Regions from separate parts of the Homo sapiens genome. Here region 2 is linked to region 1. A link is an interaction called in ENCODE POLR2A ChIA-PET data of the cell type or tissue named here. Cell type or tissue: A673. All regions are shown on one strand. Each heading gives the region's core, and the rest is flanking DNA. Links, peaks and the distances in the headings are about the cores only.

Evidence for each region. ChIA-PET counts read pairs that join two places held together with the same protein. Peaks named below come from ENCODE experiments on the same cell type or tissue, not always from the same donor. Only the 100,000 strongest peaks of a DNase experiment are listed, where the experiment ranks them.
Region 2: POLR2A ChIA-PET joins it to region 1 with 10 read pairs; 2 of 35 experiments call an interaction of 5 or more read pairs at or near these places.

The regions. Positions count from the first base shown.
Region 1 is chr11:83,747,144-83,755,487 of GRCh38, reverse strand. All of the region lies in intron 18 of DLG2 (discs large MAGUK scaffold protein 2), which reads left to right. Among named protein-coding and RNA genes, the nearest start is that of DLG2-AS2, 110 kb to the right of the region's middle. In A673, for the core only: no CTCF peak of the experiment used is centred there; DNase peaks (open chromatin) are centred at 847, 4,237, 7,177, 8,077 and 5 weaker places; H3K4me3 peaks cover 7,015 bases; H3K27ac peaks cover 7,520 bases.
Region 2 is chr11:83,691,364-83,699,707 of GRCh38, reverse strand. All of the region lies in intron 18 of DLG2 (discs large MAGUK scaffold protein 2), which reads left to right. It overlaps DLG2-AS2 (DLG2 antisense RNA 2), which reads right to left. Exons shown (of 12, transcript NR_187249.1): 8 at 7,633-7,687; 9 at 6,637-6,779; 10 at 5,898-5,976. Among named protein-coding and RNA genes, the nearest start is that of DLG2-AS2, 58 kb to the right of the region's middle. In A673, for the core only: no CTCF peak of the experiment used is centred there; DNase peaks (open chromatin) are centred at 4,427, 5,027 and 8,137; H3K4me3 peaks cover 3,818 bases; H3K27ac peaks cover 6,143 bases.

The DNA.
Region 1 (8,344 bases), core at 143-8,142:
CTTAAATATACTGTCTAGATTCTTACAGTGTATTATATTAAAAATACTATATGTATATGTACATTCATATGAGACTATTACATTGAAATGAAAACACAGTCATATCTAGTTTTTGCCGTTTGCTTGTGGACATCACCCACAGATTTACTTGAGTTCTGATAAACATATCGCAAACTCGATATCAGAGTAGAACTAATTTTGAATAGCTTAAAGCCATTTATAGTCATTCAAGTGTATAATCTGTGCTGGAAATGTAATTTAAAAGATATTAACTTGTATTCTTTTTCATTATAGTTACGTTTATTTTATTTCTTGATTTTTAAAACCTACATTTAAAAAATATTATTTTATTTACACAATCTTCTTTGAAATAAGGTAAAAGTAGGTAAGATCTTGCAACACATCAGTTTACCTTTTGAATGTTAATGATAGGCAACATTCATTTAAATTTTCTCACAACAAATAAATCTGACATTTAAACCATGCTGGTATTTAGAAGCTAGAAACATATTCTAGTACTTACCTAAAATAATATTATATTTTCCTGGAGGCAAGTTAGTTTTCTTCCTTGCTTAAATGAAAGCGATTATAGAAATTAGAATAAATAATTATAAATTAAATTATCACTGATAATTACATATTTTTCATCCTGGGCCATATCTTTGCCAATATTGTTTCTCCAACTAACTCACATCACTCTCTTTGCTTTCTAATGACTTCTTTTTCACATGGCAAATTGTTTCCTCCTGTATCTTGTGTTTCAGTGAAATCTTTGTATCTCTTACATGACAAGCTTCAGCAATCACAAGTAAGGCTCTTACCCTTTGGTCCTCCTGAATCTCTAATCATCAAGTCACAGGCCAGAAAGGCAGGCACCAAAGTGAGGAATGTAAAGTGATCATGTGGAATAGACCCCTATTTTATTTACTGTCAGTAAGGATAGGAGACCTCTACCTTCTTGATGCAAATGATAAATGTTACTTTTGCAATTTACTCACTTTAATTAGCATGATGCACTGCTTCTCCATAATGGGAGTCCTAAATATAGGAGATTTCAACATAATAAATTAAAGACAATTAGGCAAGACAGAAACCAAATTCATTATTTGCAATTCTAATCCTCTTATTGGATATACTTGACATTTAATGCAAAATAAGTGCTCCACTGCCACTACTATTTATACAATAGTAGATACTCATTAAAAAGTTAGTGTTAGAAACTCCACCCCTCCCCCAAGAAATATAGGGCACAATTGATTTTAACAGTTTTTGTTTATTTGTTTGTTTGTTTTTTGCGGGGGTCAAGTATTTTTCTAAGATATTCTGCTGGTAGAGAACTAAAGATCATTATTTGGATAATTCAGGATAAATTTCCCCCAATTGTAAACCCAGTATTTTTTAACTAAATAAGCTCCATGTTTAGGGCAAAAGCATTGTTTATGTGCACTGGGGAATTGGGGATGGGGCAGAGGCAGGATTTGGTTGAATTGTTGTATTACTGCCTTTTTTCTCTATTTCACTTGGCATGTAATTCGATAATTTAAAGCTATGAAATAGACACTATATATATGAAATATATATGAAATATATATATGATATATATGATATATATCATATATATGAAATATATATATGATATATATGATATATATCATATATATATGAAATATATATATGATATATATGATATATCATATATATGACATATATATGCCATATCATATATATTACATATATGAAATATATATATATCATATATATAGTGTCTATATATGAAATAGACACTATATATATTTTAAATTGATATATATATCAATTTAAAATATATATATATTTATTGATATATTTTATATCAATTTTATATATATATTTTAAATTGATGACTGGCACAGGAGTTAAATAAACTTTAATTTTACTTGAGTATGAATTTTGCATTTCTCCTGGAAACTCCCTAAATAAACATCTACTATGCTATACAGTATAGAGGAAAACAATTTGGTCAAAGAGCCATGAGTGGAGAGATCTCAGTTTTTGGTTTTGGTTTTTTGTTTTATTTTGTTTTTGAGAGAGAGAGCCTTGCTGTGTCACCCAGGCTGGAGTGCAGTGGCACAATCTTGGCTCACTGCAACCTCTGCCTCCCAGGTTCAAGGGATTCTCTTGCCTCAGCCTCCAGAGTAGCTGGGATTACAGGCGCCTGCCACCACGCCCAGCTAATTTTGGTATTTTTAGTAGAGGTGGAGTTTCTCCATGTTGGCCAGGCTGGTCTCAAACTCCTAACCTCAAGTGATCCACCCGCCTCAGCCTCCCAAAGTGCTTGGATCACAGGTGTGAGCCACCACGCCCGGCCATGAGATCTGAGTTTTATTCCTTATTCTATTGCTAGATAAATAACCTTGGTCAAAATATTTACCCTTTCTGAGTCTCAGTTAATACTACCTAAAAATCATACTACATTTCCTTTGTAAATTCACTGTCCCCTCAAGGACTACTTTTTATTTCTCCTCTTACCTTAAACTTTCAGCAACACTCTCCTCATTCTCATTGTCAGCTGCTGAGCTTCCTTTCTACTTTTCTGAAACAACTTTATTTAATCAAGAGAGAATCATCTGCCCATCTATCTGCATCTGTAATTTCTTTCCTGGAACTGTGGATGAATTTCCCATATTTCTGGCCAATGCCTTCTTCGTTCTCATATTCCAGGTGACATTAATTCAGCAATTCCTCTTTGTATTTGGCATTATCAACATTTTCTCTCTATTGAATCAATCCCTTAGGAGAAAACTCACACTGCTATTTCTCCCATCTTAAAACAATTAAACAATCTTGCTTTATAACAAAGCTCATTGGAAAAGTGTGCTTTATATCTCCAATTGCTCTTCTTCCATTCTCCTTTGAACCCACTCTATCTGGCGTTCATCCCCACCACTCACCAAAATTTTTATTCTCAGTGTTGCAAATGATCTCCATTGTCACTTCTCAATTTTCAATTTTCACCATATTTCTCCATCAGCAGCATTTGTCATAGTTGAACACTCCTTTCTCCTAGAAGTACTTGATTCGCTTGGCTTATATGATTCATACTTGGATGATTTTCCTCCTGGTTTCTCCTGGTCAATTCTGTGTGTTTTGGAATGGGGAGGGAAGGAAGTTCACCTTCATTGTTAAAACCTGTAATTTGGAGTGTCCCTTGGCTTATTCCTCTTTTTTTTTTTTTTCTTTTGAGACAGAGTCTCGCTCTGTCAACCAGGCTGGAGTGCAGTGGCACCATCTCAGCTCACTGCAAGCTCCGCCTCCTGGGTTCATGCCATTCTCCTACCTCAGCCTCATGAGTAGCTGGGACTACAGGAGCCCACCACCATGCCCAGCTGATTTTTTCTATTTTTAGTAGAGACGGGGTTTCACCGTGTTAGCCAGGATGGTCTCGATCTCCTGACCTCGTGATCCACCTGCCTCGGCCTCCCGAAGTGCTGGGATTACAGGCGTGAGCCACCGCAGCCAGGCAAGTCCTCTCTTTTTTATCTCTACCTACTCCCTTGCTGATCTCATGCAGTGTCATAATTTTAAATCCCAGCTCAATGCTAATAATTCCCATTGCTATCTGAAATCTGGACACTGGAACAACTCTCCAAAGAACTCCATATTGGTGTTCTAGTTCCCATTTGACTTCTCTACTTAAATGTCTAGTAAGTATCTTAAACATAGCATGTCCAAAATTGACCTTTTGATCTTCTACTTTCTACAACCAGAAACTTCTACAATCTTTCCTACCTCAGTGGCAATTCCATTTTTCCAGTTGCTGAGGCCAAAAAACTTGATGTCATCCTTAACTTCTCCCTTTCTCTCATCTTCACATTTGATCCATAAGCAAATTTGATCAGCTACACCTTAGATTTATATCCAGGGCTTGACTATTTCTTAGCATCCTCATTTTTCTATCCTAGTCCATATAACTATCATTCATTACCTGGGTTAATGCAACTGACTCCTAATGGTCACCTTGGTTATGTTCTTTCTCCCTTCAATCTGTTGTCAACACAAATGTAAGTTAGATTATCTTATTCTTCTACTCTAAACTTCTCCTATCCCACCCAGAGCAAAAGCCAAAGTCCTTAATATTGACCTCTAAGCTCCTATATATTTCTCTCCCATTTCCCATTTACTCTCTGACTTCGTTTCTAGCTACTCTTCCTCTACTGTTTCTGCTGTATTCCTACTGGCTTCCTAGTGTTCCTCTAACACACTGGGCACACTTCCAGCTCAGGTCCTTGCTGTTCTCTAGCCAAGAATGTTATTTCTGAAAGTATCTGCATAACCACCTTTCTTCAAACTTTATTAAAAAGTTAGCTTCCACATGAGAACTTTTCTGCCTCCACAGTATACATATACTTTATATCCCACTTCTCTGCTTTGTATTCTGACTTTTTACATTGAACACTATCAATATATATTTTACTTATCTAACATATTTTTCTGTCTCTCTCATTAGAAGAGAAGTTCAGTGAGGACAGAGAGTTTATCTTGTTTTGCTCACTGTTGAACCTCTAGTGCCTAGTAAAATATCTGATACACGGGGAGTGGTCAATAAATGTTTGTTAAATGCATAAAGAAATAAACTAACTCTGTCTACTCCATATCTGGACTGTAAGTTAGGAGGTCTATAACTCTGGGACAATAAGTCCTAAAGGTACCTTTTAAATTATTATTGAAAAAATAATCATATTTAGTGTGTTCTTTATTTTTTATTCTATATGTTTTGATCAGTGTTGGAAATTTAACTTTTTTGGGGCTCTCAGTTTTCTCTTGAGAAGACTGAAGTACATCAGCAGTTTTCATAGGCAAGCATATTTATTTCATATATCTATAATGTCATGGAACCATTTGTTCAAATGGCACATTATTTGAAATGTCTATATGTAGAACAGATGAAAGTAGAGATGAATGTAGGGTACAGCAAGGAGTAGAGCCTCTCTCTATTGCTTCTATGGCACCTCAGAGTAGAGTCTAAAGGTAACTGAACTGCATAATTATCTAATCGAAAAGTCCTATTATTCTACATTTGGTAATTCTTATCTCAATATTTGATTAACCAGAAGACTCTGCTCTTTAACTATATTGGATTTCAGTGCAATTCAGGTATTCAGAATGTTAAGAAAACATTCCTCATACTTGTCGATAGTATTATACGTGGTCATTAGCCTCAGTCACAGAATAACAACTAAACTGCCAGAGGGACTTCCCATGAACACCACTAGAAAAACCCATATTCTTTATCCTACACGACTTTTAGCCTTAAATCCTAGGGCCAGTGAGCTGCTTCAGATGGGAATCTTGGGGGTTCCTCTTGATGCTTTAACTTAAGAACTAGAGTAAAGACAAGCTTGAGCGTTTTTTCTTGTGACCCCTTTTAGTCTTTGTCCATGAGTTTACCTTAGCATTAATCAGAGTTCCCCCTCCCTAAAAGTGAAAGGTAACATGTATCAAATTAGTTCATAACAACCTGATCCTGAAGAATTATGTTTATTCAATGGCACAGGTGGCTGTAATTAGGGCAGTCTTTTTGATTAGTAACAGCATAATTCTTAGGAAGCAGAGAAAACGCTTCACTTATTTTATCTTATGAGGTCAGGCTTTGTGGCTGTTCTCTCTTTGAAACAAAACTTCAGTGTTTACAAACATACCCATAGGAGACAATTTGAAGGTATCTGCCAATTTTCCCCAGTGTAGGTCCCTACATACACATTTCTAAGAAATAATCTTACTTCGCTGTGCATAGCTAGATGTGAACCAAAAGGAACTCATCAGACCCCCTCAGGATTTGAAATTGCATCTTAGAGATGCATTTCTCTCTGTTAGTGCTTAAACTCAAAGATGGCATACAGCTGGGGTGCAGGCTGGAAATACAGCTGCTGGGTGGGGGCTCTGTGTGCAGAGAAAGTGGGTTGGCAGAGAGAAGGAAGAGGGAAACTGACACAGGAAGAAACAAGAGGAGACAGTATAACCAAGAGAGAGACAAATGGCACAGATCATAACTGAAAAACTCCCTTTATTCCTAGGCCTTGTGGTTGCTGTTTCTAGACTGTTTCAAAGCCAGGATTTGCATCTTTTTCTTGGGTTCCTAGAAATGACCCCTGTATCCTGACAAGGAAATTATCACTTTAGCTTGAGCAGTTTGAATGGACATCTCTTTTATGCAATAAAATTATTTCTGAAGGAGACGCTATCAGGATGAACATCTTCAAAAAGAAAGGCAAAAAGGTTGCCTCTCTGGCAACTGTGACCTGATTCTATGGCTCTCCATGCTAATCATCACTGCCATCTCTCATCTGTGTTGTGCTGCTAGAATTCCAATGTGGTACCTGCACAAGTCTAGAAGGACCTATTGCCTATGATGGTCAACCCACAAAAGCCATATGGGGAGCCATGACCACTAATGAACTACATACTGCAGCTGCCTCAGAGTCAGTCAAAACTGATATAATTGACCAAAATCTATGTAGAATTTTTCCCATAAAATGTTAGAGTATGAAAAATGTTTTAGAGATAAATTGATCTTTTAAAAGAGTACGGAAAATATTATCTTTCATTTATTTCATTTCAAATGGCAAAAAAAGCTTGTAAAATTGCTACTTCTGCTTTTCTGGGAAATGGAGGGGAACAAAGTAGTAGAGATTTCATTTTGGAGCTAAAGTGAAAAATTATCATACATTTCTATTTTCTACCGCCAATATAAATAGTGCACATAAAAGATACCCTTAAACTATATACTAATGGACAAAGATGAGAGTTCCTTTTCTAAATGTAAGCAGGCATTACTGTGAATCAGTTTAAACATTGTCTTCTTAGTGAAGCCTTCCTTGACCCTTCTACCTCAGGCAGAGTCATGTTTCTTTCTGAGCTGAATGGCATTTTGGACATATCCCTGTGATTGTCATGTACTCACTGTAATGACTGTTTATCTCTCTTCTTCACTAAACAGTGAGCATTTTGAGTAGGAAGTGGGACCATTAAACAGGAGGGCTAATACAGTAGAAAAAGCAGGCTTATTAGAGTAAGAGTGGAGTCAGGGAAAGGGAAAGCTTGGCTTTATTTAAACTAGGTTGAACATGAGGTGTCTCTGAAAGTTGCAGATGAAAATGTCCAGTTGATTATATGCATCCTGAGAACAGAATACAGGTCTAATCCACAGTTAGAGATCTGGAACTAGTCAAGGTGTGGTTGATAGTTAGAACTGTAGTAATCAGTGATATCGTCCTGGGAGAACATGTCAAGTGTAAAGGGAAGAAAGCTAAGAACAGAGCCCTCGTGAATATGTATCAAGGGTAGACCATATTTCCTAAAGTGGTATTTTTCAAACCTTGACAGAGTACATACAGAATCTATCTAAAGGAAAGCAGCATTTTATATGATTAAAGATGGGGATTCTCAAGCCAGATTGCCTGTTAAATCCCAACTGTACCACTTACTTGTTGTGTGATCATGGGTTATTAATTTCTATAAGTGCCTCAATCTTCTCCACAGCACAGTGGAGCTAATAACAATACCTATGTCATATGATTATTACAAGGAGTTAGTACTTAATATCTGGTATATAGAAAGCTCTATATGAGTGTTTGTAAAATAAAATTCAAATAAGAAAGGAAAAGAATCCTTGAGTAAACTCAGGTTGGCTTAGAATTTTTGTTTATATTACTTAAATATATAATATATATAAACAGAAACTTCATATGAAACATCTATACTTGCAGCACTAATACAACCATAAAAACTAAATATGCTTATAAAATAAATATAAAGAAAATTCAAAACCGGGTGCGGTGGCTCATGCCTGTAATCCCAACACTTTGGAAGGCCAAGATGTGTGGATAGTTTGAGCCCAGGATGGATCACTTGAGGGTGGATAGCTTGAGCCCAGCAACATGGCGAAACCCCATCTCTACAAAAATACACAAGTAATTAGCAAGGTGTGTTGGCGTCCACCTGTAGTCCCAGCTACTGGAAAGGCTGAGGTGGGAGGATGGCTTGAGCCTGGGAGGCGGTTGCAGTGAGCCAGAATTGTACCACTGCACTCCAGCCTAAGTGACAGAGCCAGACCCTGTCAAAAAAGAGAGAGAGAGAGAGAGACAGGAAGGAAGGCAGGAAGGAAGGCAGGAAGGAAGGCAGGAAGGAAGGAAGGAAGGAAGGAAGGAAGGAAGGAAGGAAGGAAGGAAGGAAGATTTTAAAGCAAATTAAAATCAAACTTACAATATTAATTTAATGTAATTGCTTATGTTATTCTACCAAAACTACATAACAGTTCTCCACATGAAGTATGATACTGGCTGCAGGTAATTTTGAGTTTGATATA
Region 2 (8,344 bases), core at 161-8,160, 56 kb after region 1:
GACGGAGTCTTGCTCTGTCACCCAAGCTGGAGTGCAGTGGCGTGATCTCTGCTCACTGCAGGCTCCACCTCCTGGGTTCACTCCATTCTCCTGCCTCAGCCTCCCAAGTAACTGGGACTGCAGGCACCCACCACCACGCCCGGCTAGTTTTTTTTTTTTTTTCTTTTGTATTTTTAGTAGAGACGGGGCTTCACTGTGCTAGCCAGGATGGTCTCGATCTCCTGACCTCGTGATCCGCCTGCCTCAGCCTCCCAAAGTGCTGCGATTACAGGCGTGAGCCACTGTGCCCAGCCATTATTATTATTTTTTACTTAATGATGTGTCTTGGAGATCTTTATGTATCAGTACATAGAAAGCTTCTCCATTCTTTCTTACAAGTGTGGAGTAGCCCAATGTGAATTGTGCCATAGTTTTATTATCTCAATTTTAAAGATGAAACCAGTTCCAGGAGCTAAATAACTTTAACTTGGAGCAGAGCAGGTTGATGTGCTTTGTTTTCTTCTTTACATCCTTTTTAACTCATGTGATATATTGGGGACATCTATCCTTATGCTCCTATCTGCCTTTATTGGGGCCCTTTAGACGTCTTCTCTAGACAGATATTTGGAAGCAGTTATTTGTAATAAGCTTTGGAAACCTAGGGCATGATCACAGGTCCCAAAGTTTCTGATGTTTGCATATATTCAGAACTATTTTTTTTCTGCCCCTGCTGGACGTCTACCTGCAGCCCACTTCTCACATGTCAAAGATGCAGCTCTCTCTTGAATGCAGCAAAAGCTACTGATATTTTTGGCTGTCATTTAGCAGCCCTCTGCCTCTCTAATCACCTGATCCCACCTGGCGGGTTCTGAACTCTTGGCCGCAGACCCTGACTTTACAACCACACTCTGGAAGGTAACATAGGATGTGGAAGAGATAACATAGGATGTGGAAGAGATAACGTAGGATGAGAAGAGATAATTTAGGATAGGCTTTCAGAGCTTGGCACATGGCAAAAACTCAGTAAAGATATTATTATCATCTCATGAAATTCTTTCAAAACCATTTAACTATAGTACAATTATTATACCTGTTTTACAGATGTGTATACTGAGGATCAGAAAGTTTTTGTTTTGCCAGAGCTTACAGTCCTTAAGTGACAGAGATGATATCTACATTGAGGTCCTTCCAGGCTAGGTTTCTCTATATTTTATCATCAAATAGAATTCAGAAGAAACCCATGATACCAAATGTCACATGGAAGTACATATTTAGTAAGACATTGTACATACAGTTCAGGTTCACTCACAAAATAATTTTACTATGAGAAAAGATTCATGATTGGCATAAGATGCTGCTATGTTCTTCTGCACATTATAATTATATGAAAATGAAACACCCACTGCCATTTCTGCAAACCTATCATCTATATATTTCATTTCAGTCTCAGAAATGTTTGAAACAGGGTTTTTAGCCAATTTTGGAAAGAACATTTCCCTCTCAGCAAACATAATTATAATAGTAATAGTCACCATACTTGTTATATGCCAGGCACTGTACTAAGCTGTTTACCTCTATTATCTCATGTACTCCCCATCACAACCCTGTGACATTATTCATCATAGTCTTCATTTACAGATGGCATTGATGCTTAAGTGAGACTCAATGACTTATCCAAGTTTGTAGCAGCTAGTGAATGGCAGAGACTTGATGACAATCAAGCCAGTCTGTAATCAAAAGCTCCTATGTGAAATCACTGTGTTTTATCAAGTTGGCCTATAACAAGGTTCAGAGACCATGAGCCAAACCCATTGCAAGTCTTTTAGAATCACTTCTTACTGGCCAAAGATTTTAAAGTAAATGTCATAATTCTTACCAGCTGGTATCTCAATATTCTGGGCCTCTCTGTTCTTGAAAAAATATCACAATGTGGTGCATGTTCTTTTTAAATCCCACCTGCATTGTTAGCACCTTTAATTTTATTAAAGCTTTTTACATACCTTATATGCCAAGTCAGCAACTTTTCTTGGCCAGGCTGCTAGTAGAATCCCCCTGCCATGCCCCGAAGACATAACTTTTTCTTTCTAAGCAACACCATTCCCAAGTTTGGTCTTTCTAGCTTACATGTTTAGAAACAGATCAGCTTGTTATACGTAAGGGGTTGGAGGTTGATTTGTCTTAAGGAGAGTTCAAAAAACTGAACTTACTCTGGCTTAAAGAACTAAGTGTGGTCAACCAAATGCCCCTTAAAGCAATTAGGTACCATCTGCTTCCCAAGACTTTGGGAGTAGAGACCTGCTGCTTAGAAACCTTGTTTGAATTAGTATTACAACAAGCCAGTGGCCTGTGGTTTGATTAATTACTCATGACTTCTTACATAAAAGTAATCTTTCCTAAATGTATTCTTTGGATAATTAGAGGTCAAGTATTTGTTATTTTAGAGTCAACTTCATTTTCTTTCTTTAAGTAGCAAATTTAATATTGTTCACTTCAGTTGATCATTTATTGAGCACCTACTTTGTGCTAAGCACTGTTCAAGGCACTTTGAATTGTTAGGTAGAAAAAGTAGAACCAAACTTCTACTTTCTCCTCCCCAGAATTCAAAATGTTACAAACACTGACTCATTTCTTTGAGGGCAAAGAGCATGTCTTGTTATTCTTACGTTGAACACCTAGTATAGGACCTCACCCACAGAAAAATTTTTGTTTAGAGTAAAATGAATGATCTCTTCTTTCATCTGCTTTTCTGAAGGTGCTTTTAGCAGCATTGAACCACAGAAAGGGAAATTATATTTCTGTTTACTATGGCGAAAATTAAAAATGGATTTTTGACTTGGTACATATTCTCTTTTGTCTTGGGCTCCCATAGTGCTTTGCAACTCTCCAATAGCAGTATCACTTTTCTTCCATTTGTGACTACGAAGTCCTTCATGTTAGGGACCATGTCCTATTTCTCTGTTTCCTTACTATGACAGACCCAATACTCTGCACATAGTCATTTACTCAATATTTGTTTAATTGAATTAATCATAGGCTGCCTCATTTCCCTCTCGGAAGGTAGAGAACACATCTTGGTCATTTCTGTTTCCATTATATCTATAGTAGATTATGATGTACATTTTGTACTTAATGTATCATCAGTAAATGCTTATGGACTTCAAGTCTCCTCATTCCCTTGGTTGGATTTTTTTGTACTACCATTTTGCTTTTTCATATCAAGATGCCCAAAACTGTGACTCAAGGAATGAGTGCCTTTACTGACTGACTGACTGGCTGGCTTACCTAATGAGTAAATAATAATAACCAAGTACATATATAAAGTGCATTCTCATATAGCCACAAAATGTCGCCCTCTCACCTGCCACGTTGGGAAACAGGGTCCAGAAAAGGAAGAGCTTATCTAAGGTCACGTTAAGAGATTGTGCCAAAGCTAGGATTAGAATCTAGATTTCATTACCTCCAGCCCAGATTTTCTCCTTCCTAATATTAGTTCTCCCTTCTTTTCTTTACATTCCCACTGCTGCCATCTAAGATCAGGCCCTATCCCTCCTACCTGGACTGCTGCCATTGCCTCCTAACTGTTCTCTATGCTCCCAGCCTCAACACCTCCAGTCCATCCTCCACCTGGTTGCCAAGGTGATTTTCTAAAGTGCAAATCAGATCATGTTCACTCTGCTGTTTAAAGTCTTACAGAGGCTCCCATGGCCTATGGGATGGAGTCCCCTGACCCACATGACAGAGAATGATCCACCCCGTGACTCCCAAGCCTGCCTCTCATTTCTCTCCTCAGTCTGTTTTCCAGCTGGGTTCAAATGTCTACAGTGACCATAACCTTCAGGTTGTTTCACATCACGGTGGAGCCTGTCCCAATTCCTCCTGTGCTCTCTGCCCAGACCATCATCTCAACCTCTTCTCCCTTGGTTAACAGCTTCTTAGGCCTTCTAGGTAGACAGACAGGGGATTTTCTTTTTTTGAGGATTTTCTTTTTTTGAGATGGAGTCTCACTCTGTCACCCAGGCTGGAGTGCAGTGGCACCATCTCGGCTCACTGCAACCTCCACCTCCCAGGTTTAAGTGATTCTCCTGCCTCAGCCTCCCAAGTAGCTGGGATTACAGGCACCCACCACCATGCCTAGCTAATTTTGGTATTTTTAGTAGAGACAGGGTTTCAACATCTTAGACAGGTCTCGAGCTCCTGACGTCAGGTGATCCACCCACCTCGGCCTCCCAAAGTGCTGGGATTAGAGGCGTGAGCCACTGCACCCAGCTAGGACTCTTTTACTGAATCACAAACTCTATCCTCTTCCCCTCCCCACACATAATTTCTCCCTCATTAGAGGTGATCGCTAAGCACCTCATATATTTTCTTCTATCTTAATAGCGGTAACAGGCCTTTCACTTTCACTTAGTTTGTGAATCCTCCCAGTTCTGTGAACGTCTTAAGGGCAGGGGCTGGGCTATTCATGTTTGTATTCCCAGAACCTGGCACTAGGTCAGGCATATAATAGATGCTCCATTACACTGCTGCTGACTCTCTGGAATAAATATAGCTTCCATAACCCTTCACAGTGAATTAACTCAACTTATGGTTTTCTTTAAATTAAGCCTCACATGGAATGATAGTTGAATTATGTAAGACTTAAAGGAAAGAGAATGTATTTAAAGAAAACCAGCTCTTGAAAATGCCTTACTTTTATAGGTGGTGAACAAATATTTCGTAGCAACCATGGGATAATGTATCAGCATATTGGTAATGCAAAGTAGACGGGGCCACTGAATGTGTCTCTGAAGCTCTTTGCCACTGCCTTCCCACTGCGTCTCTCTTTAGCCCCCAGTTTACTGAAAGAAGTCAGTGTGGTTACCTATTCGGTGAAAAGAACTTGTGCCACATTCCGATCTTTCATCGTGGAGTAGATTTTCAGCTACATTTCCAGCTCCGTTGTTAAACCCATTCCTGCCTGATTTGCCAATTGCTAAAGTGTTCATTTGTTTTATTTATTTATGACGCGAGTCCCTTGGGTTCAAAAATCGCTTCAAAATGCTACTGCTCCATCTGGTTTAAATAGAGCATACTAGGAAGAAATAAGAGAAACAATGGGACCGTGAGGTTGAAGGAAGAAAGGAACAGTCTGGCAAACAGGAAGCAGAAGGAAATTAAGATTCTTTTTTCTTTCTTTATGACTTTGTGCTGGGGGGAGGGAAGCTATTTTCAGCAAGAAGATATGGTTGCTATCTGGAAGTTCACATTTCTATCTGCAATGATCTGATATTCAAAATCTATGAGGTCTGAGTCCATGAATGACTGTGAATCATGTTCAGGCAGGCTAGTCTCCAGGGCCGGGGACAATGGCCTTTGTTCTTCCCTTTTCTTATCTGTTTCATTATTCTCTTAGGCACTTAATATGCTGAACACAGGCAGCCCTGTAGGATGTTCTTTCCACGCAAGGGTAGACATTTTGGCTTTGGACTTTCTAGATTCTCCAGCAGAAGAGCCATTTACCTTGCTAATGCTTTTCATTTGTTTGAAGTCCTTGAAGGGCATGGTGGTGAGAGATTTAGTTAGAGTCCCAGCTCTGTTGCTTACTACCTGTGTGATCCTGGGGACACGGCTTTGCTTAACCTCTGAGCCTCAGTTTCAATAGCTCTCAAGTGGACCAATAATACTTATGTATTAAGCTTGTCAAGAAGATTAAACAAGCTATGTAAGAGGGCTTCACAGTAAACACTCAGGAATCAATAGCTATTTTTATAAGATCTGACTGTACTTCATTTTACATGCCCTTTGGGTTTTACAGCACTCCTCTGTGAGAAAGATACAGAAGGCATTTTTGGCCCAATTTGACACAATTGCATGAGGGAAGGGGCTCACAAACCCGAGAAACCCTGCTCCCAGTGATTGGTCCCTTTCCGATCTGTCACCTTTGGCTTGTGGTTGCATATCCTCTCTTCACCTTTTCTAAAGAATGACTCAGAGCTTTTCCTTTTGACAGCAAACCCTCTGAAAGAGAGACAATAGCAATCAAATACTTTGGCATTATTCACCCGGAGAGCTAAAAGCTGTCTCTGCCTTCCACATTTAGAGTGTAGGATACTGCTTTAAAAAGCACTAAGCAAGGACAAAACAATGTGATTGGGTCACATCTTTAATTTGTATTACTTTCCCTTTTATCAAAAGGGAAGTGGACAGGGTACGGTGTCCTCCACAAAGAAGGGTAGGAGAGAAGGGTGGAGCAGCAGGCACAGAGCTGCCTTCGCCGTTCCCACACCCTACTGCTATGCACGGTTTGATTGCGTGTTGCCTGCTGTTCATTTGGCCCTTCCTGAAGGGACTGGAGGGCAAAACAAGGACTCTGCTTCCCCAAAGTTGGGGAAGGTAATTAGAAGCTGCATACTACACTCAAACTGTCCAGTGACTATTCAACAGTACTAAAATAATGCTCAAATTCACCAGACAACTTTTCCTGTGTGCACTCATGCCCCCAGACCCAGCATGGTCAGCCAATCTACAGTGAATTTATTTCAGGCATGTGACAAGGGCTGACACTTCTCCTCAATTTGGTACTGTAAAAACTAACAATAATATGTTAGTTATAATAATACCAGTAGCTGTTACAATCAAAACTCAAAAAAAGGTTTAAACAATTAGAAGCTTATTTACTTTCTCAGAAAGTCTAAAGCCGGTCTTCTTGGCTAATGGGCAACTCTCCCCTGGTCAGTGATTCAGGAACTTTGGCTTTTCCACACTATGGCTCCTTCATCTTCAACATGTAGCTCTGAAGCCAAAAGATTCATTGCATCAAGCTAGTAGAAGGGAAATAACATGAAGGCTTGTGAGGGGATTATTTTTATGGGCCAAGCTTGTTCCCTTACATTGGCCAGAACTCACATTCCCTTGGCCCAGACTCAGACACATGGCCACACCTAATTTTTAGGGTAGAGTCTAGTTTTGTGCTCTAGGAGAAGAGGAAATGAGTTTGGTGAACCAGATAGTCTCTGCCTCAAAGTAGTAATGACAAAAATTAACATTTATAAAGCATTTGTTTTGTGCCAGGCATTGGCTAAGCCCTTTACCTACATTATTTTTAAATTCATATACCATATTATTCACTTGTTTAAAATATACAATTCAGTGGATTTTATTATATTCACAGAGTTGTGCAACCATCACCACAATTTTAGAGCATTTTCATCATCTCCAAAAGAAACCCCATAACTATTAGCAACTCCTCATTTCCTCCCACCCCCTACCTCCAGCCCTAGGCACCATCAATCTATTTTCCATCTATATGGATTTGCCTATTCTAGGCATTTCATATAAACAGAATACCTACATTCTTTTATATAACCCTCACCATGATCCTAAAAGTTAGGCATGTTATTACTTCCATTTTACAGATAAATTTACAGAGAATCAGGCTGTTTAAATGATTTGCCAATAATTTTAAGCCCTGCTCATCATTGAACTCCATTATGCTGTACTGCATCCCAGTCATATCATGCCATGATTTGTTGCAGGGAAGGGGTGTTTGTTTGCTTGTTTTCTAATGACTATTATGGCAACAAACTGACTTCTTTATAACAGGCTCCTTTACTGAAATGACAGGCACTTAGGTGTCAGAAAGCTTCAGGTTTGAAACTCAGATCTACCACTTACCGGATACATGAAAAATATACACTGCTTAGTTCCTCTTGAGTCCCAGCATCTTTATCTATAAAATGGGAATAACAAATTCCTGTTTGCGGGGAGGAGTCAATGAGATTAACATATGTGAAAGCTCTTCTCACAACTTTACGTAGTCCATGTCCTGCCAGTGTAGTTGTCCTTGCTTAGAAGTGAAGTTCTAACTATAATTGGGCAGCCACAGAAATTATGTTCACATGTCTGGTCTTCTGGATACCGTCCAGGAAAAAATTATTGTAACTTGCACTTTTCGGTATCCACGTTACAACCCAGGAGTGGCCGAGACCCTTGGAGAATCTGCTACAATGAGAATGAGAAAAAAGGGAACATATTCTCCAGGACAGCAAAGCATATGCAGAGTATCTTCTATCGGCTTCTGATCTCCACTGGGCAGAGCAGCTTGTTACAGGCACCTAGAACCAGCTGAGCCAGTGTAAGTTTGAAGTTCGTTGGGAAAGAAGATAAGCTGGCTGAGTTTCTGTAGGCAAAGAGCCAGTAATGAGGTTTCCAGCATTCCATCACACGTCCTTTTCATCACTTTCAGCTCAGCCAGAGACAGCAGAGCCTCATACGCAGGGGCCAAGTGTGTATTTGAGAGACTCGAAGAGGGAGAATGAAAAGTATTGTGAATGAGTGAATTGTACTTTTGTTCCATTGACCTGTTCCCCACCCTACCCTGTCCTTA